2 separate regions of the Homo sapiens genome follow, and region 2 is linked to region 1. Evidence: chromatin loops called from intact Hi-C (ENCODE). Cell type or tissue: MCF 10A. All regions are shown on one strand. Links, peaks and the distances in the headings refer to the core of each region. The heading gives the core; the rest is flanking DNA. Region 1 overlaps LINC01435 (long intergenic non-protein coding RNA 1435). Region 2 has its middle 240 kb from the start of SORCS1.

What was found. Hi-C counts contacts between places; a loop is a spot of excess contacts. Peaks named below come from ENCODE experiments on the same cell type or tissue, not always from the same donor. Only the 100,000 strongest peaks of a DNase experiment are listed, where the experiment ranks them.
Region 2: a loop joins it to region 1, with 8 times the contacts of the local background. A loop is called at or near these places in 1 of 110 quality-filtered maps.

The regions. Positions count from the first base shown.
Region 1 is chr10:107,912,556-107,917,941 of GRCh38, reverse strand. All of the region lies in intron 4 of LINC01435 (long intergenic non-protein coding RNA 1435), which reads left to right. Among named protein-coding and RNA genes, the nearest start is that of LINC01435, 150 kb to the left of the region's middle. In MCF 10A, for the core only: no CTCF peak of the experiment used is centred there; a DNase peak (open chromatin) is centred at 2,531.
Region 2 is chr10:107,406,652-107,412,037 of GRCh38, reverse strand. No RefSeq gene overlaps it. Among named protein-coding and RNA genes, the nearest start is that of SORCS1, 240 kb to the right of the region's middle. In MCF 10A, for the core only: a CTCF peak has its summit at 2,339 (motif pointing left); a DNase peak (open chromatin) is centred at 2,297.

The DNA of each region.
Region 1 (5,386 bases), core at 226-5,225:
TTTCACTGTTGTGCTGAGTGCTCTCAGGGTTGAACTTTTTCAATCTCATCCTTTGGGGTATACAGGTATAAAAGGAGCTCTCTGTTCTATATCCTGTTTCTCATTCTGGGCAAAATATTTGAGCTGCTGCTCTGGTGCTCCAGGCAGGGAAAGCAACAGGCCGTAATTTGAGTGACCTTGAGTTGCCAAATGACAATTGATGTAAGGTGGGAAGCAGCCTCAGATCTCTTAAGATTGCCCTCTCACTGAGCAGCTACCTTCTCAAGAGTCTGAGCACTCTCTATTGTATTATCACAATTTTTCTATAACTCTACACCTATCCTAAAATTTTTTAAAACATGGTAAAAGAAATGCTCAACTTCAGTGAATTCCCATTAATGAGTCTCTTGGACTACCTCTTCAGTGTAGGTGTAGGGATGTATATTTGGCAGGATGAAGAAGTAGCATTTATGTGGAGGGAAGCAAAGCAAAACACCTGCATTTTGCTAATTTTTTTCTGGGAATTGTCTACATATCCATTTTGCTAGCATGCTACAATGATTATAAATAATGTAGACCTAAAATATTAAGAACATTATTTCAAAATCATTAGTGATTACCCTTAAATTTCATTGCTTTTTTCCAGTTCTATTTTTGCATAGGGATCTATCTGTACTTTGATACATTAATCTGGATTCCTACCCATGGAGTAATTACTCCACATAGTGTAATTCTCACACACTTATCCTGACATAAAAAGAAGTAAGGCTTACAAAAAGACATTAACAAGTAATTCTGCAAATCTGTGAAGCTTTTGTGAAATGAGAAACAGCTCTTCTGGGCTAATGAGTAGCATTTGTGATTTGGGATGCCACGAGAATCCCAGATTACTTTCTCCCATCTATACAACACAACTGGCCAAAATACTGCTTTGTTAGTAGGGTGCAGGTTTATTTTCCAAAGATAAGCCCTTACTCTTGGGTAGTAAAGGTATTTTTGGAGGCATATTCCATGTTCTTTTCATGACTGAACTAGCCAGCTTACCATTTAGGACACTGTGCTTCATGGAAGCACTGAAATTTAAAGGCTGAGATAGTTGATCTGCTGGCATTTGCTTTTGTGTCTTAGAATGGTCTATGGAATGAAATTTATCTTCCAAAAGCATATTTTATGAAAGCTTGCGTATAAAACTTTCCCATTACAAGTTAGTAAAAGCTGACTTATTAACAGCTACTCTTCAAAGTGGTCCGATCACAGATTGAGAATTTTAATGAAGTTACCATGAAGGAAATGAGTTATGTGTCCGTGCACACACACACTAGAATTTTTACTATTTTGTTACAGCTGTTATCTTTTGGATATTTGATTGTTGACTAATACATACAAGAGTGTTATTAGTTTTGTAAAGACCGCAAAGGAATCTGAAGACATTTCATCCTTCTGAAATAAAACTATCTACTGGAAAAGGTTTAAGCTTAAAAAAATAATTTGAAATTTTCAAATTTCCTTTTCCTTCCTAAAATCTCCACTTGAACTTTATACTAGCCAGCAGCAGGGGACCTGGCTTGGCACATATTTTTGTAATACAATTGAATTTTAGGCTCAAAAGATTTTCCAGGTCATTTAATCCAATCCTTTTATGTTTATCAGACCAAATTTTCTATTGTCATTTAAAAAAGACTATTTTTAAAATTTCTTACATACCTTATATTCTGCTTCCACAAACATCTGACACAACCACAGTTCAACTTCAAAACTAGTAGGAAATTAAAAAGTTATGATATGACCATTCTACACACCTTAGTCAACTTTTGCCAATTGACCTAATGTCCTTTTGTTGGACTAGGATCTAATTCAGGATCATAGGATGTATTTTCTTACTCCTAAATCTCCTTCAATCTGGGACAGTTCCTAAGTCATGAAAGAACTTCGTGACGTTGACACTTGGAACGTACTGTTCCTTAATTTGTAGAAAAGTTCCTCAGTTACAACTTGGTCATTTTCAAACTTTAAGCAACCAAGTGTGGTGATTCTCAGGAACTCACAGCATATTAGTGGTGAGCACCTTCATACACAAATAGAAGATTGCTAACCATATGCAAAGTTTATTCCAAGATTTCAGACGGCATGCCAGCTGCTTCAAGGGTTGAGGTGGGGAATGTGATACAGGTCAATGAATTGGTTTAACAGTCATATAACAAACGTAGTAGATAAGTCTCCAATAGATGTCCGATTTCCTACGGAATCTTGGGTTTAGAGCTAAACCCTGGGACTAATTGGTGTGCTCCAAATGAAAATGTTCCCAAGCCACAGTTTTGAGTTCCTTTCTTTTCCCCTAGTGTGGTGTGTGTGGTTTTTTTTTCTAAAGCCATAGTGTAGGCTCACAAAACATTTAGAATATGGCTAGTAACAAAGTGCTCTTTCAAATGGGATTACGCAAGACTGGCTTTGGGCAGAGTGAGTGCTACAGAAGGTCAAGAAAAGGGAGCAAAGCTGGAGACTGATGGGAAAAACCCTAAACACACATACGCTGACGCTCACAATCATGTACTTCATAAACATACTTCATCTGCACACGGCCCCACCTCCGTCCCCGCTGCCCTTCTGTGTTTCTCAGCCAGGACACGCAGCCTCTGCTGTGGGTTTACACCAAGGTGCCAATGTAGAGACTAAAATGGACAGAGCAGGAATCCCTCTCCTCTCCAGGACATTTGCTGGAGTCTCCAGTGAAAACGCAGTAAACAGCAGGCAGGGTCCGTGGCGCTTGCAGTTCGACCTCAACCTGCAGCCACGGAGAGCTGTGGGGAGAGCGGAGCTGAGGCCCCGGCAGCTCCCGGTCCCGCACCGGGCTCTGCTGGCGGCTGCCGAGTTCCTGAGACTCCTGCCCCCGCCCGTGTGGCGGCGCCTCACTCCGCACCTGCGGCAGCCCCTGCCCACGCCGCCTCCACCCGCCCCGCCGCGGCCCGACTTCGCTAAAGTTAGGGTCCTGAGCTCCAGCACCCACAGCCGCCCGCGCAGAGCCCCGCGCCGCCACCTCGGGTCCCGGACCCTTCGCCGCCGCCCTCGCTCCCGGGATGGGAAAATTTGGCGCCGGTGAGCGCGTTCCTCGGCGGCGCGGCGCGGCGCTCTGGGTCCTCCGTGTCAGGGCGTCTGCGGAAGCGGCTCCGGTGGCTCCTCTGCTCCTCGTGGCACGCGGCCCAGACCCCCAGAGTACTGTCCGTGCCGGCACTGCGAGACCGGGCTCCTGCTGCTCCTCTCTCCTCCTGGGGTGCCACCAGCGCCCAACGATGGGAGAGGTGAGCAGGAGCCTGCGGGAGCGCAAAGTCCCTGAAGACTGGGGGCGACGGCAGCATGGAACTCCGCGGCAAGATGAAGATCCCTGGCTTCCGGATGGAGGAGCTGCGGCTCACTAGCAGCCTGTCCGCGGAGACGAGGAACCCCACCCACAAAGATGGTTCCTGGGTGCGACCAGGCAGCGTTGCGAGTAGCAGAGTGGTGATGGGGTGGGGTCGGGGAGCGAAGCGGGGAGGGAGTGTGAAAGTGGGCTTGGAGGGTCAAGGGCAGAAGGTGATTTGAGGCTTCTGACTTGAAGTGTGCAAAATAAAGGCTATGCTTGCCTTCGCCAGGAAGTATTTCATCTCCAAGATGGGCCTCAGTCCTCCTGGAACTCCCATCTTCATCTCTAAGCTCCAAACCTGGAAAAAAACAGCTTTCAAGTAAGAATGTAAATCCCTGGTTTCTGTCAATATGGCTTGTGAAGCTGAAGACCAGGCAGAGTAGGGTGTTAAATAAGTGCATAGTATGCGGTGGTGAAAGGGTTAACGTTGTAGGGCAGGCTGACATTGCCCTCAAGGATTCCCACTTCACTTGCTGTAAGCTTACTCTGGGGGCTCCTGTCTGTGATGACAAATGTCTAGGTTAATTTAAAGGGGACAAAATCTCAGTGGACAATCACTGCCTTCTAGTGTGGTCCCTGTCTCTGGCACTGAGGAGATGGAAGTTACATGGAGAGCAGGCACCATCTTTCTGAGAGAGAAAGTGATTAAAGCTGGGGCTTTACAGCTTGTGAATTGATTGTTCTCCAATGTGATTTAGTCCTGGAAACATCAATATCCAAGGGACTACAACTCCCTGTTCACTCTTCATTGCCTGACCACCTCTAGTGAAACCTGAAATAAAGACTTTTCCATATGAAGAAGGGGATTAAGATTCCAGGAGGCTGAGCCTGGGGAGGGAGAGTGGGTGTGTGGTGAGCTTTTGCAAGACAAAGTAGCAGGGCTGACAGCTAGTCATTTTTTTTTTTTTTTTTTTTTTTTTCCCCGGCCATGTCAGGAAGTTTTTTTGTTTGAGTGAATAAATCTGAAACTCTTTAACCTATCAGAAGTATCAACTTAAAGTGAACCTGGAAACTTAGTGACAAATAGTAAAACAACAGCTTTGGTGATTAAAGACCATTTAAAAGTTGTCGAGGCTACCACAGAACAGGCAGTGAGAACACGGTAATCAAAAGTGGGTAAAAATGGAACACATAAGTAAATAGAAGTTAGATCTGGAAATTGCGAGTTTGCTCTTTGAAATATGCACTGATTATCCAGCTCAGTATCAGTCACCATACCTTAGTTTGTAATGCAATTGCAAGAAACCTTCCCAGAGACATGACACTGTATTCCCATTATTAGCTTTTAAAATAACAGTTTTGGACAGTTTACAACACATTTACTCCTTGGGAATTCTGTTGTACATACTTATAGATTGTATTGAGGCAAATCATAACGGCATTTAGCATTGATAGTCCTGTCCTGAGAACATCCACACAGCTCTAGTATGTTACCTTAGGACAAAGGGTTCTGCTTTATGTCGTTCTGTAGAATTTTATTGAGGTAACTGCAGTAGAGATTTTATCCAGCTCCTGGAGACATTTGACTTCACTGCCTACGTTAACAATCATATCTTTTAATATCAGTAAAATATTCAATACTATTAACACATCACCACTAAAATAAGCATCTCACTTAAATCTAAACTTAAAAAATGTTTCCCTTCTTTTGGTAGTTAACTCAGAGTTGCTGGCTTTAAGTGCATCAAATATTATAAGCACTGGGAAACAAAACTTTTGGACTAGAAATAGATACTGTTATACTAAGCTGCAAATTATTAATCCTGAAATATTTTGGCCTGACGGAGAGATTATGCATCTTTGGCAAACCAAATGTTCACTTAAATGACAATGTTTTGTCAGATTGTGTGTGTGTGTACATGTGCACACATTTATACTTACAAGTCCAGTAGAGACAAGTGTGGGTCAGGCTTTGGATAGGTGGCTTTTGCAGTAAGTCTACTAAGGCTATTGAATGTAGTAAGTAATAGGGGAAGTGACTTAGTGTTTTAGCACCCAAAGTTTGCTAAG
Region 2 (5,386 bases), core at 303-5,302, 510 kb after region 1:
TAAAAATACAAAAACTAGTCAGGCGTGGTGGTGTGTGCCTGTAGTCCCAGCTAATCGGGAGGCTGAGGCAGGAGAATCACTTGAACCCAGGAGGCCAAGGTTGCAGTGAGCTGAGATCACGCCACTGCACTCTAGCTTAGTGACAGAGTGAGACTCCATCTAAAAAAAAAAAAAAAAAAAAGTAGTGGTAAATAAGGTGGATAAAGGATAGAAAAGCATGTGTTTAGTAAGCTAGTTTTTTTACCCAATAATATTTCACAGACATCTAAGTCAGTTGCTAAAAATCTTTATCATTTTTGTTGGGTTTATCATAGTTCTTGGAATAAACATGAGAGTTACTTATTTCTTTATGATCATTTTTCTCCTTTTTTAACCAGATCTACAGGAAACTTACAATACTATTTCCACTTATATTTTAAATACCTGTTTAATTTTTTTCCTACTAAACTATTATGTTTCCAAGGACAAAAACCGTGTTTATCTTTTTCACTCCTTAAGTCCCCAAGATATAGTACAAAGTTGAATAAATGAGGATATAGAACATGCAAAGACATGGAATGAAAAAGTAGCAAGGAGTGTAAGAGACTTGCAAGCAGTTTTCTACAACTGGAGTAAAGGACTCTTATTGTGGAATTTTGAGAGGCAGGGAATTAATTGAAGAGGTTGACATTCATTCTCTAGGAATCATCAAAATGTTTATTTTGGACCCAGTCTGTGTTAGTCCATTTTCACACTGCTATAAAGATGCTACCTGAGACTTAGTAATTTATAAAGGAAAGAGGTTTAATTGACTCCCAGTTCCATATGGCTGGGGAAGCCTCAGGGAACTTACAATCATGGCAGAGGGCAAAGGAGAAGCAAGTACCTTCTTCACAAGGTGGCAGGAGAGAGAGAGAGCAAAGCGGAGACTGCCACACACTTTTAAAACCATCAGCTCTTGTGAGAACCCACTCACTATCATGAGAACAGCATGGGGGAACCGTCCTTATGATCCATTTATCTCCCACCAGACCCTTCCCTTGACACCGGGGGATTGCAACTTGAGATGAGATTTGTGTGGGGACACAGAGCCAAACCAAATTACAGTCTATATTATGCACTGTAACTACAAATAGAAGGAAAACATTAGCTGTTCAGTCAGGAAGTTTATGGGATTGCAGGGCCCACAATATAAGGGAATTTTTTTCCTCTTCATCCTAAAGACTACTGGAAGTCTTTGAAGTATTTTAAGTAGGAACTTCAGAAAGATCTTTGAATCAGTGGTTCTCCTGCAGAAGGAAACCGAGAGAGAAGGGCAATATTAGGAAACAGAGACTCCATTAGAAGTTTCTTGCAACATAAAAATAATGAGAGATTCCACAAAATTACTTGAGTGGAGACTGAGAAGTGGCTGCAGGGGTCACTGATATTAGGAGGATGTGATGTGGAGGCAGCTGGGAGAGGATTTTCAGAAGGAGAGGGCGGGATTGAGATCTATCTGGAGGTTGTATCAGCTCTGCTCTATAACTGACTAGATGTGGAGGGCGATGAGCAGAGAAATTGAGTATGATTCTCAAGTTAATGGCTTCCATCACTGGCTGGGTGAAAATGGCAGACAGTAAAGAAAGTAAGATAGAAGACAGTGCAATCTGTTGTGTTTTTGGGATGGGTTAGTCAAACTCATTGTGGTGGAGATAACTTCAAGACCCTAGGTGAAGGTGCCCAGTAGATAGTTGAGGACACTGGTCTCTAGGGAGAGAGCTGTGGGCTATAGATATAGACCTCTGACTGAGTAGTATATGAGTTAATATTACACGAAGTGTCACTGTAAATGAGACCCCCTCAAGGAGAGTAGGTAGAAGAGAAGAGAATCCAGAGTGAGCTCCGGAGAGCAACAGCATTTAAGATGGAAAAGAAGAAGAGCATGAGAAAGAAACACATTTAGAAGTCAAGATGAGGACGATGAATGGGAGATAGGTGAAAAATTTGGGAGAGCCTACCGAAGTATGATTGAGGAAAGAAAAAGTATTCAACACTGCAAGGTGCAAATGAGTGTTAAAGTGATGAAGCCTTCGTAAGTGATAGGATTCTTCAGTTAGGGTGCCATTCACAGCCTTAATTAGAGCAATGCCAGACACTTTACTCAGATAATTGCATTTAATTTATACAGTAGCTGATGAAGCAGGTAATATAATCCTAATTTTACAGATGAAGAAACAGTAGCTTAACTAACTGACTCACAGACATGCAACTAGTTATCAGCAAAGCTCAGATTCAGACTTAGGAAAGCCGATGCTGAAAACTGCACTCTGAATAACTAAGCTCTACGGTGCCACCCACTGACGCATCTAATTAATTTCAATTCAGCATGTCACTTCACAGTTTAGGGTTTTGTTTTGTCCTCTAATTTTCCATAAGCACAAATATTAGTTCACCAGCACTATTCTAAAGCATCATCAGAACTGAGTGAGACATATATGTTGCTGTGTGTTGGCGTCAAGTTTTTAGCCAAAAGCAAGGTAGTCCCCATAGGTGTCCCGTAAATTCCATTAAATACATGATATTGAAAAGAAATGAGCATTTGAGGTGTTAGAGTAAATGCAGATCAGCCAGGTTGTCCTCCAATGACACACATAGCAGCTCGAAAGAACAATGCCAACTATTGACTGTGCTCCCTGGTCCTAAGCATTAGATCATTGCGTTTCTCTAATGATTTATGTGTGAAATTTCCAAGGTTATATGAATAGGCCACAAACAGACTTTGATATACCCATAATGGGTTAATAATGCATACTCCATACTTAATGCATAAGAAAGTAAACCACAGAAATTCCACAAAAAAGGACAAACATCTCTGGTGAGCAGTTCCTCTGAGCTTAGAGTCTGGAACATACTATTGTGGAAGGAAAATGCTTTTAATCTTCCTGCTGATGAATAAATCACAGTTTTTAAAAATATTTTAAAACATTTGAACAGCACCACCCCAGGACTTCATACAAGCTCTATTTTTCAGTTCCATCAGCATGCAAGCCATTCTCTTAATTGTGTACATAACCACGTACATAAGCAATGCCATGGATTTTGCACACTTCTGAACAATGGGCACCCTAGATATCTTGCGTGTAATACCGGCTGCCATGGTGCAATTAGAGGAGAAATAAATCTTACCATCTTGATGACAGCCTGTGCATCCAAAACCAGGCAATATAGATGGCTTTGAGAAAGCGGAATCTTGTATTCTTTGACAATGTAATTATTATGCTCTGTCAGCTCATTTGACTTTTTCATAAAAATCACTTAATACTTCACAAGGATATTACTTTTGCCATCAAATATCACTTTTGGAAATGTTAGTAATTTAGGAACTCCTATATTAAAAATGGCTAATTCAGTAAGTACATGAAATGCCATAATCTGAGAGGCCTTCTAACCTAAAAGATTTCCCCCTCCCCAAGCTTTATTAAGATATAATTAGCATACAAAACACTGCACATAATTAATGTATCCCATTTGGTGAGTTTAGACATATGTAAATTTTACTCCTGTTACCATCACCACAACCCAAGTAATAAATAGATCCACCGCCTCTAAAAATTGAATACTTCAGTCCCACTGTAAGACGCTGGGGAGAACAAAGGGCTCCATTAAGGAGCTATGGTCTGGTATTTAAAGGCTAAATAGTCAACAACTCAATTACAAATGATTTAGGAAAGTGCTGAAGCTATATTTAGTAGAGAGTTTTCTTCTCCAGCACCAACCTTACATGTTATTATATGCTAATTTTTAGAAATTTAAATCTAAAGACTTGTCTAGTAAAGACTCTTTTTGAGTTGAATGAAGTTCTTGGGCAATAGAAATTGCATATTTCACTTTTTTTTAGTTGCCTTTCTAAATTTACTTACATAAGATAAAATTCACTCTGTTTGGGGTAGATTACTGTGAATTTTGACAAAGGCTTTCAGTCTTGTAACCACCACCACAATCAAAACACAGAGCAATTCTGTCACCCCTAAAATTTGTGCTACCCCTTTATAGTCAATCTCTCTCTCCATCCCCAGCCCCTGACAACTACTGATCTATTTTTTGTTCCTATAGTTTTGCTTTCCACACTGTTGTATACTAGTTCGTTAATTTTTATTGATGAATAGTATTCCATTGTATGGAATATCATAGCTTTTATATCCTAAAAACTTGCATTTGTGATGTGATGATGGCAATGATAATAATAGTGACATCTGACATTATGTGAATGCTTATTGTGACTCAGGCATTGCTCCAGCTCTGTCAACATGCTACCTCATAAAATTTCCTCATCATATGAAATAGGCAATATTATTATTTCAGTTTAGAGAATAGAAAAAGGAGGCAAAGAGTATTAAGTAACCACCCTAGGATCACACAATTTGTAAATGTCACAGCCTATATTCAAATATGGGCAGTCTGACTTCAGGACCTAACATAATAACCACCATCATAAACTGCTTCCCCAGTAATAGCTACCAATTATTGATCATCTGCCCTTGGGCTCCATGGCAAGCATTTCCTTGATCCATTTTCACATGAATAAGGTAGGATGTGGAAAATGAGACTTACAGAGACTAAGCAATTTGCTCCAAATCACTCTGATAATGTTACCTAATTTTTAACCAAATCATAAAAACTGGGTCTTATTACCTTTAAAGGTATTTAATTTTGATTAGTTTCTGGATTTCAATTTTTTTATTATTATTTTCTCCTATGACATTGCATTTCCAATTCGTCTCAGCATGCACAGAGTCTTTTGGAGTTGGACTAACTTGTTGGGCATTGGTACAAATCATCTTCCAGGGTTTAAGATTAGATAATAAAATATATTTGGTACAAAAGAGACCTTGTATCTATCTTGATTTATCCCTGCCTTTGTGAAATTGAAGGGATGAAAAAAAATCTGCTATCTGAATTAAACTCCACGGAGTGACATGTGGAAAAAATTTATATACGTTTTAACTTTGGGTTGTTCCTCAAGAGGTTAAATCTTTGTTCCAGAATGCAGATAAAAATAAATTTTGCTGCTAGATTGCTTATGTTATCACCTTATCATGAGCACTGTAGAATTGGAAGCAAAAATCTCCAGTACAGATGTCTACAGGGAGAATGTGATTGTATTTTTCAATTTGTATTTATAGTAATAATAATGCACTCAGCTCACATCTTTAAGGAAAAGGCCTCGAAGTACTTTACGTATTTTAATTAACCCTCACTGTACTCAGTACATAGACAGTATATCAATTTTATTAATGCATAGCACATGGAGAGCAAATTTAAGGCCTTAGGTTCAAAGTCATGGCATGCTGGTAATGATAATAATGTTTCATGGTGGAGACAGATCTGTGAAAAGAAAGAATAGGAAACAACCCAGCAAACTCCG